Regions from separate parts of the Homo sapiens genome. Here region 2 is linked to region 1. The links are chromatin contacts, found by Hi-C or POLR2A ChIA-PET in ENCODE. All regions are on one chromosome and are shown on one strand. Each heading gives the region's core, a stretch centred on a gene start or an enhancer-like site at or near the end of the contact. The rest is flanking DNA. Distances are from core to core; before and after follow the strand shown.

The links. A loop is a pair of places that touch in the nucleus more often than their neighbours do. ChIA-PET counts read pairs that join two places held with the same protein, here RNA polymerase II (POLR2A). Pooled maps may share reads with other maps.
Region 2: a pooled map shows a loop between it and region 1 (8-fold over the local background). The contact joins the promoter of ERICH2 here to the promoter of FASTKD1 in region 1. A Hi-C loop is called at or near these places in 11 of 50 pooled maps. POLR2A ChIA-PET finds 5 or more read pairs at or near these places in 2 of 52 experiments (BJ and GM10248).

Annotation. Positions count from the first base shown.
Region 1 is chr2:169,570,891-169,575,948 of GRCh38, reverse strand. It overlaps FASTKD1 (FAST kinase domains 1), which reads left to right and starts at 2,084. Exons shown (of 15, transcript NM_024622.6): 1 at 2,084-2,280; 2 at 3,778-4,296. The coding sequence starts at 3,920. RefSeq lists enhancers at 1,873-1,972, 1,875-2,477, 2,333-2,502.
Region 2 is chr2:170,767,380-170,772,437 of GRCh38, reverse strand. It overlaps ERICH2 (glutamate rich 2), which reads right to left and starts at 2,060. Exons shown (of 10, transcript NM_001290030.2): 1 at 1,251-2,060. The coding sequence starts at 1,756. ERICH2-DT (ERICH2 divergent transcript) reads left to right here and starts at 1,672. Exons shown (of 6, transcript NR_110185.1): 1 at 1,672-1,736. RefSeq lists silencers at 963-1,102, 1,423-1,482.

The DNA.
Region 1 (5,058 bases), core at 835-3,334:
GCTGTGTTGGCGGGGCTGGTCTCCAGCTCCTAACCGCGAGTGATCCGCCAGCCTTGGCCTCCCGAGGTGCCGGGATTGCAGACGGAGTCTCGTTCACTCAGTGCTCAATGGTGCCCAGGCTGAAGTGCAGTGGCGTGATCTCGGCTCGCTACAACCTCCACCTCCCAGCCGCCTGCCTTGGCCTCCCAAAGTGCCGAGATTGCAGCCTCTGCCCGGCCGCCACCCCGTTTGGGAAGTGAGGAGCGTCTCTGCCTGGCCGCCATCCCATCTAGGAAGTGAGGAGCGTCTCTGCCCAGCCGCCCATCGTCTGAGATGTGGGGAGCGCCTCTGCCCCACCGCCCCGTCTGGGATGTGAGGAGCACCTCTGCCCGGCCGCGACCCCGTCTGGGAAGTGAGGACCGTCTCTGCCCGGCCGCCCCGTCTGAGAAGTGAGGAGACCCTCCGCCCGGCAGCCGCCCCGTCTGAGAAGTGAGGAGCCCCTCCGCCCAGCAGCCGCCCCGTCAGGGAAGTGAGGAGCGTCTCCACCCGGCAGCCACCCTCTCCGGGAGGGAGGTGGGGGTCAGCCCCCGCCAGGCCAGCCGCCCCGCCCGGGAGGGAGGTGGGGGGGTCAGCCCCCCGCCCGGCCAGCCGCCCCGTCCGGGAGGGAGGTGGGGGCGGTCAGCTCCCCGCCCAGCCAGCCGCCCCGCCCGGGAGGGAGGTGGGGGCGGTCAGCCCCCCGCCCGGCCAGCCGACCTGCCCGGGAGGGAGGTGGGGGGGTCAGCCCCCCGCCCGGCCAGCCGCCCCGTCCGGGAGGGAGGTGGGGGGGTCAGCCCCCCGCCCCGCCAGCCGCCCTGTCCGGGAGGTGAGGGGCGCCTCTGCCCGGCCACCCCTACTGGGAAGTGAGGAGCCCCTCTGCCCGGCCACCACCCCGTCTGGGAGGTGTACCCAACAGCTCATTGAGAACGGGCCATGATGACAATGGCGGTTTTATGGAATAGAAAAGGGGGAAAGGTGGGGAAAAGATTGAGAAATCGGAAAGTTGCTGTGTCTGTGTAGAAAGAAGTAGACATGGGAGACTTTTCATTTTGTTCTGTACTAAGAAAAATTCTTATCCTGTTGATCTATGACCTTACCCCCAACCCTGTGCTCTCTGAAACATGTGCTGTGTCCACTCAGGGTTAAATGGATTAAGGGCGGTGCAAGATGTGCTTTGTTAAACAGATGGTTGAAGGCAGCATGCTCCTTAAGAGTCATCACCACTCCCTAATCTCAAGTACTCAGGGACACAAACACTGCAGAAGGCCGCAGGGTCCTCTGCCTAGGAAAACCAGAGACCTTTGTTCACTTGTTTATCTGCTGACCTTCCCTCCACTATTGTCCTACGACCCTGCCAAATCCCCCTCTGCGAGAAACACCCAAGAATGATCAATAAAAAAAATAAATAAATAAAATAAAAAAAAGAAAGTTGCACAGCATATTCCAACAAATATCAGTTTGGTACCTTTAGAGCCTTACTTTGTTGTAGTGATTATCAGCTGAAAATTATGTCTGTTGTAACTTTGGTAAGCATTCCACTTTGGTTATTTATTAGTGGTATTTTTTTTTTAAGTGTCAAGTGTCAAATCTTGGGACTATTAAAATACCATGGTAAGTAAAAAAAAAATATGGTCTGAGAACTGGTACCTATCCACGACATAAGTGCAGAAACTGAGAGTATGAGTTTGCATACTTTCAAAGTTACTCGACAGAGTTATTTCGTATATGCTAAAAAATAATAAGAAAAATCTGTACGTGTCTTTTCCATGTTTACATTTTTAAATTTCATTTTCCTAAGTATATTTTTGTGTATATTATAAAAGTAGTAGACTTCCAAGGACTAGGAGAACAACCTTAGATAGTAGAGAATCACCTAAACGACCTATATCTTCTTCAACAGCTTAAGCTGTGTACTGCGCTAGAGCCTCCCTCAATGAGGAACTACAATGCCCAGAATTCCCCCAAAATGCGTGAGCGACGTCCATTTCACCCACCTCGCCGCGACCCACCCTGGGATATGTAGTGCGTGACTTCCGCAGTGCACGCTGCGCCTGCCGGGCATTTTTTCCTGGTTTGGGGGCAAGGTCTCATGGGAAAGGTCATGTCTCTCGAAGAAAGGTTATAAACCCTGAGATATGAGGGTTGGGCGAGACATCCGAGCCTGTTTCGTTCCGTGTTGGGACCAGGAATAACCCTGACTTCTGAGCTTTCATAACCCCAGGATCCTCCAGAAAATTTGCGGCGCGCTGAGGGAAAACCTTGCTGGCAAGTCGGGACTGTGTGGCAGCGGCTATTTTTCTTTTCCCACCCAGCACGTTTTCGGGCTGGGGACATAGGGTTCAGTTGAGATACGGAGGCTTCCTTCGGGATATTGGGTTCTCTGAAGTGCGGATGGACTAGGGCAGGGCTGAGACCCCATTCATTCACTCATTTGTTTAGCTCTCCTTTATGCCCGGCGCAGAAGATACCCCTTAGGGTCCCAAGGCCCTTCCTGTAGTTAAGTTCCTTCCTTAAGGTCATTCAGCTGGGGCAAAGCTGGGGACTCGACACCTTTCTATGCTAACCATTGAGCTGCCTCCACTTTGAGCAGCTCAGTGGATGAATATAGTATCTTGAGGATACCTTTGATTTGTGCAGGGTTTTCTTGTGCAGGTTTGTGACCCAGGTCAGCTTAGGTCAGGATGCTGTACTGCTTGCCACAAAATAGCCTGTACTGTCGCGTCGTTTTTTCTTGTGAACAGACTGTTTGGCATAGCCGTAGAGAGGGGTCTGAGACATGAATTTAGTGATACAGCGTTGATTTGTTTGTGTAATGAAGCTGTTCAAGTGGAAAGAACTGAGTTGTAGTCCCTGCTTCACTAGTACTAGAAGGATTTTTTAAACCTTTTTGAACCTATTTTGCCTTATCTGTAAAATGGAAATAATATCAACCTGGAAGGTTAGCTGAGAGAATTTAATGAGATAATGTGTTTCAAACGTTCTTTGTAAATGGTAACATGTTGCAGAAATATTAGATTATATGACTTTAGTCCCTGCTTTTCTAACCATTACTTCTCAATTATAAATGTAAACATTTATAGCATATTTTTAAAACAAATTATTCTTTTTTCATAATTATCTTTAGTTCTTTTATTGTTTCAGCATGACTTGAAACATTACTTAATTTCTTAGTATTTCTTGATTGGTGCTTTAATTGTGTCGTTCATTGGTTAAAACCTATCCAAGGCCAGTAATGATTAAATTATATGACTTCTTTTATTTATTTATTTTCTAAAGAAAGGAATTATTTGAGCTCTTTAAGGGCACAAGAAAAAGGGGCAAGAAATTATCCTGAAAGCAAATAAACCTGAGACCATACTTCTGAAAAATTAAAAAAAAAAAGTATATATATATGTATGTATAAATATATATGGCTCTGAATTAATGCCTACACTTTTTAGAAACTTTGAAGGTGATTATTTATTTTAAACAATTTTCCTCTTTTTCGAAAAGACAGCTCTGAGTTTGTGGGCTTTTTTTTTCCTTTTATGGTAAATTTGAAAACTTTATGTAAATGTCAGATTTAAAACACTTTTAAAATGGGGTGCAGAAAGAAGCCCCTTTTTCTGGACATTTATTTTTTGATCAAATTCTGCTATCTGGTTTAGACTAAGAAAAAGTCTTTAGTTAATGCAGAAAAAATGTATTACTTTAATTTGAATTTTGGAATCATTTTGATATTAATGATGTAAGCATAACCATGTTAAACCAATTCTTTTATAGAAGCTGTACATTGGAATGCGTTTACAGTCATTGTAATGGAAGCAAAATACATGAAGGAAAAACTGTTATTTGTATCCCTGCTTATTGCACCTGACGACTAGTTGCAGATGGTTTTGTTTACCTAAGAAAACTTGTGATATAAATGAAAAAAACACCTGTTTTCCTAGAGTCATTGGTTACAAATATGCTTCGTCTAAGAGCTATTTGTCCATTCTCCTGGAGAGTGTTTCAATTTCGACCCATCAGTTGTGAACCACTAATTATTCAGATGAATAAGTGTACAGATGAGGAGCAAATGTTTGGTTTTATTGAAAGAAACAAAGCCATACTTTCAGAAAAGCAAGTGGGATGTGCATTTGATATGCTTTGGAAGCTTCAAAAGCAGAAGACCAGCCTGTTAAAAAATGCTGAGTATGTCAGAGACCATCCTCAATTTCTTACTCTTCATAATTTAGCTACAAATAAATTCAAATTAATGAATGACGATACCCTGGTGAATGTGTTATACGTCACACAACAGTAAGTAATTTACTTTTATATTTTATGGAATGATTATATAGTTTACATTTTAATTTTCTAAAAATCTCTTTATTTTCATTTTATTTATTTATTTTTGAGGAGTCTCTGTCGCCCAGGCTGGAGTGCAGTGGCATGATCTCGGCTCACTGCAAGCTCTGCCTCCCAGGTTCACGCCATTCTCCTGCCTCAGCCTTCCGAGTCAATGGGACTACAGGCGCCTGCCACCACGCCCGGCTAATTTTTTTGTATTTTTAGTAGAGACGGGGTTTCACCATGTTAGCCAGGATGGTCTTGATCTCCTGACCTTGTGATCCGCATGCCTCGGCCTCCCAAAATGCTGGGATTACAGGCGTGAGCCACTGTGCCAGGTCTAAAAATCTCTTCAAAATGAAAAATAATTTTTTTCACCAGTAGTTTTCCTGATAATCTAATTTTTTTGTTTTGTTTTGTTTTGTTTTGAGGCGGAGTCTTGCTCTGTCACCAGGCTGGAGTACAGTGGCACAATCTTGGCTCACTGCAACCTCCGCCTCCCAGGTTCAAGCAATTCTCCTTTAACAACTGTAATACTATTGTTAACTGTGGGCATTTGAAATTGGATTATTGTGGAGTTTTGTGAAAATGTGGTTGGCTGCAGATGAGGATATAGTAGGTAAGCAGTTAGATTTAAGATTAATGCCAGTCGGGTGTGGTGACTCACACTTGTAATCCCAGCACTTTGGGAGGCTGAGGTGGGTGGATCACCTGAGGTCAGGAGTTCAAGAC
Region 2 (5,058 bases), core at 811-3,310, 1.2 Mb before region 1:
TTATAGAGTTAAATTGCAAAGGTTAAAATAATTAGCTACCAATAAATAATAATAGTAGCACTCATCTCCTGCCAGAACTGCAGTTACTATAACTCCTCCTCCTATACTATTGTTAATATTTACAGCTCAGGGAGGCCAGTCCTGAAGGTGAACTGTCACAAATGAAGCCAGTTCTAAACGCCGAAACTGGATGGGGCAAAGAAGGGAGAAAACACTGAGGATGTGGCTCAACCGGTGAGCGTAGGTAGAAAGCTCTGGAATTCTGGAGTGGGTGCAATGAAATACCTAGAGATGCTGGAATTTCAGCTCTGGAAAACTCTTAACACGTAAAGAGAAATGTTATTGTTATTATTGTTCTCCAGAGATTACAAAAACCAAAACTATTTCAATTCACAAAAAACAAAATAAAAATTAAAAAATAAGTTGGATTTGGGGATCATTGTATTTGGTTTTTAGAAAAATGAAACATATTAAAAGACATTTCCGGTGTCCTTTTCAGATTTTTAAAAAGCGACTTCCAGGGGTTCTCCTAGGGTAAAAATAAGATTCAGCCAAGACACCTATGCCAAACAATAAATTGATCATTATACCATGTGTTACTTTAAATGCCACAGGGGCTCAGTGTAGAGTAGTTTGAGTAGTCAAAAGAACAATATCAACATTTTGGAAGTTTCAAGTCAATTTCATCATCTCATAAGATGAGAATAAGGCCCGGGAATATAAATGATTTGTCCAAATTCCATCGAAATTTGTATGGCTAGCAAGTTATATCTAGCTAGTAGTGATGTCTTAACTAATTTTCCAAAAATAAGTAAAAGAATTCCGGGCAAGGGCAAGGACTGAGGGAAGGGGGTCGGGAAGCCCTGGGATGGGCTGGGCCATCTTCGTTATTTGCGGGGAAGGAGTTGGTGCGTGTGCACCGGCCGGTCAAAGAATGGTAGTGTAGACAAGCCTGTCAGAATCGCCCAGTTATCTCCACACCCGTGTAGACACGAACGGCGCTTCCTCACCTCTTCCGACCACTGCGGGAGGAGGGTGCCGCAAGCCAGGCGCACCCCAGTGGCGCGCATCCTCCCTTCCCGGCGGCCCCTGGCAGCCACGGGGCCCGGGGCCCAGAGCCAGAACCAGGTGCGGTAGAGCGGTCCGCAGACTCGGGCGCCCGGTCTGGGGGTGGTCTGCTGTGGGGGCTGGGTCAGACTGCACACCGGGCTAGGGAGAGGGAGACCGGTCGTTGCCTCGGAGTGTCTTACCAGCTGGCGGCCCTCTTCAGCAGACCATCCGAAGGGCACACACCGAGAGCCAGCCCGGCTAGCTGCTCGCGCGGAGCTGGGGGCTCCGAGTCGGGAACGCAGCGTCGCCGTGGAGACTGCACGGCGCGTGGAGGAAGCTCGGGCAGCAGCCGAGGGTGGGGGCTGGGGGAATTGGGCGACGGCGGGGGAGGTGGCGGGGGCGGGGGCGGGGGCAGGGGCAGCCCGGGGAACCACGGAGAGGCAGGGTGGAGGCGGGCCCAGGCCGTAGGGCGGTGGAGGGCGCGGGACGGAGCGGGCGCGGCGAGGAGGGCCCGGGGCGGGGCTGGGAGGCGGGTCCGGGGGGGCGGGGCGGGGCGGGCGGCCGAGCTGAGGGACAGCCCCGCGGTTGTGGGTGTCCCGCGGCGCCGGAAACTGGGCGCACACACCCTCGGATTGACGTGCGCACGCGCACCGGTTACCTTCAGGAGCGCCGAAGAAGGAAAGAAGGTTGGAATGTCGGTGTCCATACCTGATTCTAAGCGAGGGAGAGGGAAGGGGGCGGGGTGGCCTCAGAGTTTTAAACTTGGGGAGTAAAAAGAAGTCTTGAGTTGGGAGAGATGGGTGTCCCTGGTAGTGGATGAACAAGTGTCCCCTGCAGGACTTAGTCCCCCAACCTGAGGTCGCCCCAAGAAGATTATGGGTCTCCGGGGGGAGTCCCTGGACGCCAGTTTTCCCAGAAGTCAGATTCAAGTGATTAGAACCAGAGACCCGGCTCTCCCCCAGCTAGAGCAGCCCAGGTTCCCTCTAGCGCCAGAGCTGCTGCTCTGCCACGCCGGCCAATGGGAGGTATTAGTGTTTAAGTAACTGCTTGGGTCACAGTAGGGGGTGGGGAGCTTTTCTGTTACAGAATTCTAAAGGTCCCTCAAGCTTGGCTTCTAGGAAGGAATTGGTTATTTTTCTCCACTTGGGATGCCGGAAGTAACTAGAATCAATTTGTTGCTAGGCAACGTGTTTTGAAGGACGCGTGTTTGTTGGACTCAAATCTGGATTCGACTTTCACATGGTAGACACATAATATCAGGTGTACTCCCTATTTAATCTCTGGAGTTGCTACCCGCTGAGGATATGTACCTTGGTAGATGGTTGTGAAGCTAAAATGACATAAAAATGTATAAAGCTCTGACATGTGGAAGATGCTTAATAAATAACAAATTTTATTATTATTATAATAAAAATAGAACCAGCTGGACCATTTCCGGAACCAAGAGAATACAGAGACGTGGCCATTTTTTAATTCTCTTAGTCATCTGTTCACATTCATTCTTTAAATCTCCTGTGAGCCCTTGATGATAGGTAGGAGGCAAAGGAAAAATGCCAGAATGGAAGTTTTTGAAAAGAACTCAATGGAGTCATTGACAAATACATCCCTAGTTTGATAAGGACATAGCAGGCCACTGCCTCCTCTATTACAGGAACACCCTTACATAGAAAATGTCTTGTTTGATTGAGGACTTTTCATTTAAACAAGGCCAAGGGTATGTCTTGATCAACACATTTGAAAACATTAGTTTTGTTGAATTTGCTTAGTACTGATGAATGGATAATGGCTGACTGGTTATTCCCATTGATCCACTACAAGGAAGTGTAAGAAAACCTCAAATTTGATTAAACTTTCTTTCTCTACCTATTCTTCCCCCTGACAGAAAAGCTCAAGTTCATTTGTAGGATGCAGTGTTTAGTTTACTTACTGCTCCTGAAGGGAGCAAAAATGGATTAATGGGCTGGGCACGGTGGCTCACACTTGTAATCCCAGCACTTTTTTTTTTGAGACGGAGTCTCCCTCTGTCCCCCAGGCTGGAGTGCAGTGGCGCGATCACGGCTCACTGCAAGTTCCGCCTCCCGGGTTCACGCCATTGTCCTGCCTCAGCCTCCCGAGTAGCTGGAACTACAGGCGCCCGCCACCATGCCTGGCTAATTTTTTTGTATTTTTAGTAGAGACGAGGTTTCACCGTGTTAGCCAGGATGGTTTCGATCTCCTGACCTCGTGATCCGCCCGCCTCGGACTCCCAAAGTGCTGGGATTACAGGCGTGAGCCACCGCACCTGGCAATCCCAGCACTTTGGGAGGCCGAGGTGTGCGGATCGCTTGAGCTCAGGTGTTTCAGACCAGCTTGGGCAACATGGCGAAACGCTGTCTCCACAAAAAAATATAAAAAATTAACTGGGCATAGTGGCACGGGTGCGGTGGGGTAAGGGGGGGTCGAAGCTGTAGTGAGCCTTGATTGTGCCACTGCATTCTAGCCTGGGCGACAAAGTGAGACCCTGTATTAAAAAAAAAAAAAGATTCATGACCTTGGAGAATAAAAGTATGTTCTCCACATCGAGGAGTGGTTAGAGTGATCTGGCTTCCACCTTGGGCCTCAAGGTCTTCAAGTGCCAAGTGGAAATACATGCACTACCTGCCCCTGTAGCTCAGAACATGGAATGAGAGAAAATAAAGCCCCTGACACAGAGCCTCGCACATGACAATTCGTCAACAACTGAGATATTATTACTTCTACCATAATATTCTGTATATAAATAAAAGTACTTTCAGGATAGCCGTAAGAATTAAAGATCATTAGGTAAAGTGCCTGGTCCAGTACCTATTTGAACCACTGATGATTATTTTGCTTCTCTCTGATGAAAAAGCACTACATTTCATCTTTATTTGTATAACTTGAGAAATAAGTCACCTAACTTTTCTGCAGAAGTTATTATTGGTGTTATACTCAAAAATAAAGCACAGTTTAGCCCTGGCCTGTGCATTTACACCACTGAATAAATTACCAAAAGTGTCTGTCTAGCAAGAGTTCGTTCTAACAAAGTGGAGAGGAAGAGCCAGTTTTATACAAATATTGAATCATCCCACAACTACATTTCATGAAACTCCCTGATTTTTTTTAAAAAGAGACTCTTGCTCTGTAGCCCAGGCTGCAAAGCTGGAGTGCAGTGGCCTGACCTCTCAGCTCACTGCAACCTCTGTATCCCCTCAGCCTCCTGAGTAGCTAGGACTACAGGCACAGGCCACTGCCCCCCGCTAATTTTTTTTTCTTTTTTTATAGAGACAAGGTCTCACTATGTTGCGTAGGCTGGTCTCAAACTCCTGGGCGCAAGCAATTCACCCACTTTGGCCTTCCAAGGTGCTGGGATTACATGGCGTGAGCTACCATGCCTGGCTAACTCCCTGATTTTTAATGGACTCATTTTTATTACAGATCTGAATGTTAGCAGTGCCTTATGTTAAAAATGTTTAAATCACTTTTAGTGTTTTTCTAATTATAAAACAAATGCAGAGAAACACAAAAGAAGAAATTAAAACCATCCAGAATTCTACCACTCAGTAATAACCTCAGTCAATAATTCTATTTTTCCTTCTATCCTCTTTGTGCTCACATATATATATATATATATATATATATACTTTACAACATTTGCATTAGATGTGTACACGGTGCCAGCATCCTTTTTGCTTAACTTTTCCTCTTAAACATTTCCCAAATGTATTTAAGCCTCAAAACATTTTTAATGGCTGTATAATATTTATCCATAATTTATTCAAACAGTCCCCAATTTGAAATTTTTCAACTTTTCTTATGTAATTCATTGTTTCAAAAATATTTGTTGAGGGCCGGACGCGGTGGCTCACGCCTGTAATCCCAGCACTTTTGGAGGCCGAGGCGGGCGGATCACGAGGTCAGGAGATTGAGACCATCCCAGCTAACACGGTGAAACCTCGTCTCTACTAAAAATACAAAAAATTAGCCAAGCGTGGTGGCAAGCGCCTGTAG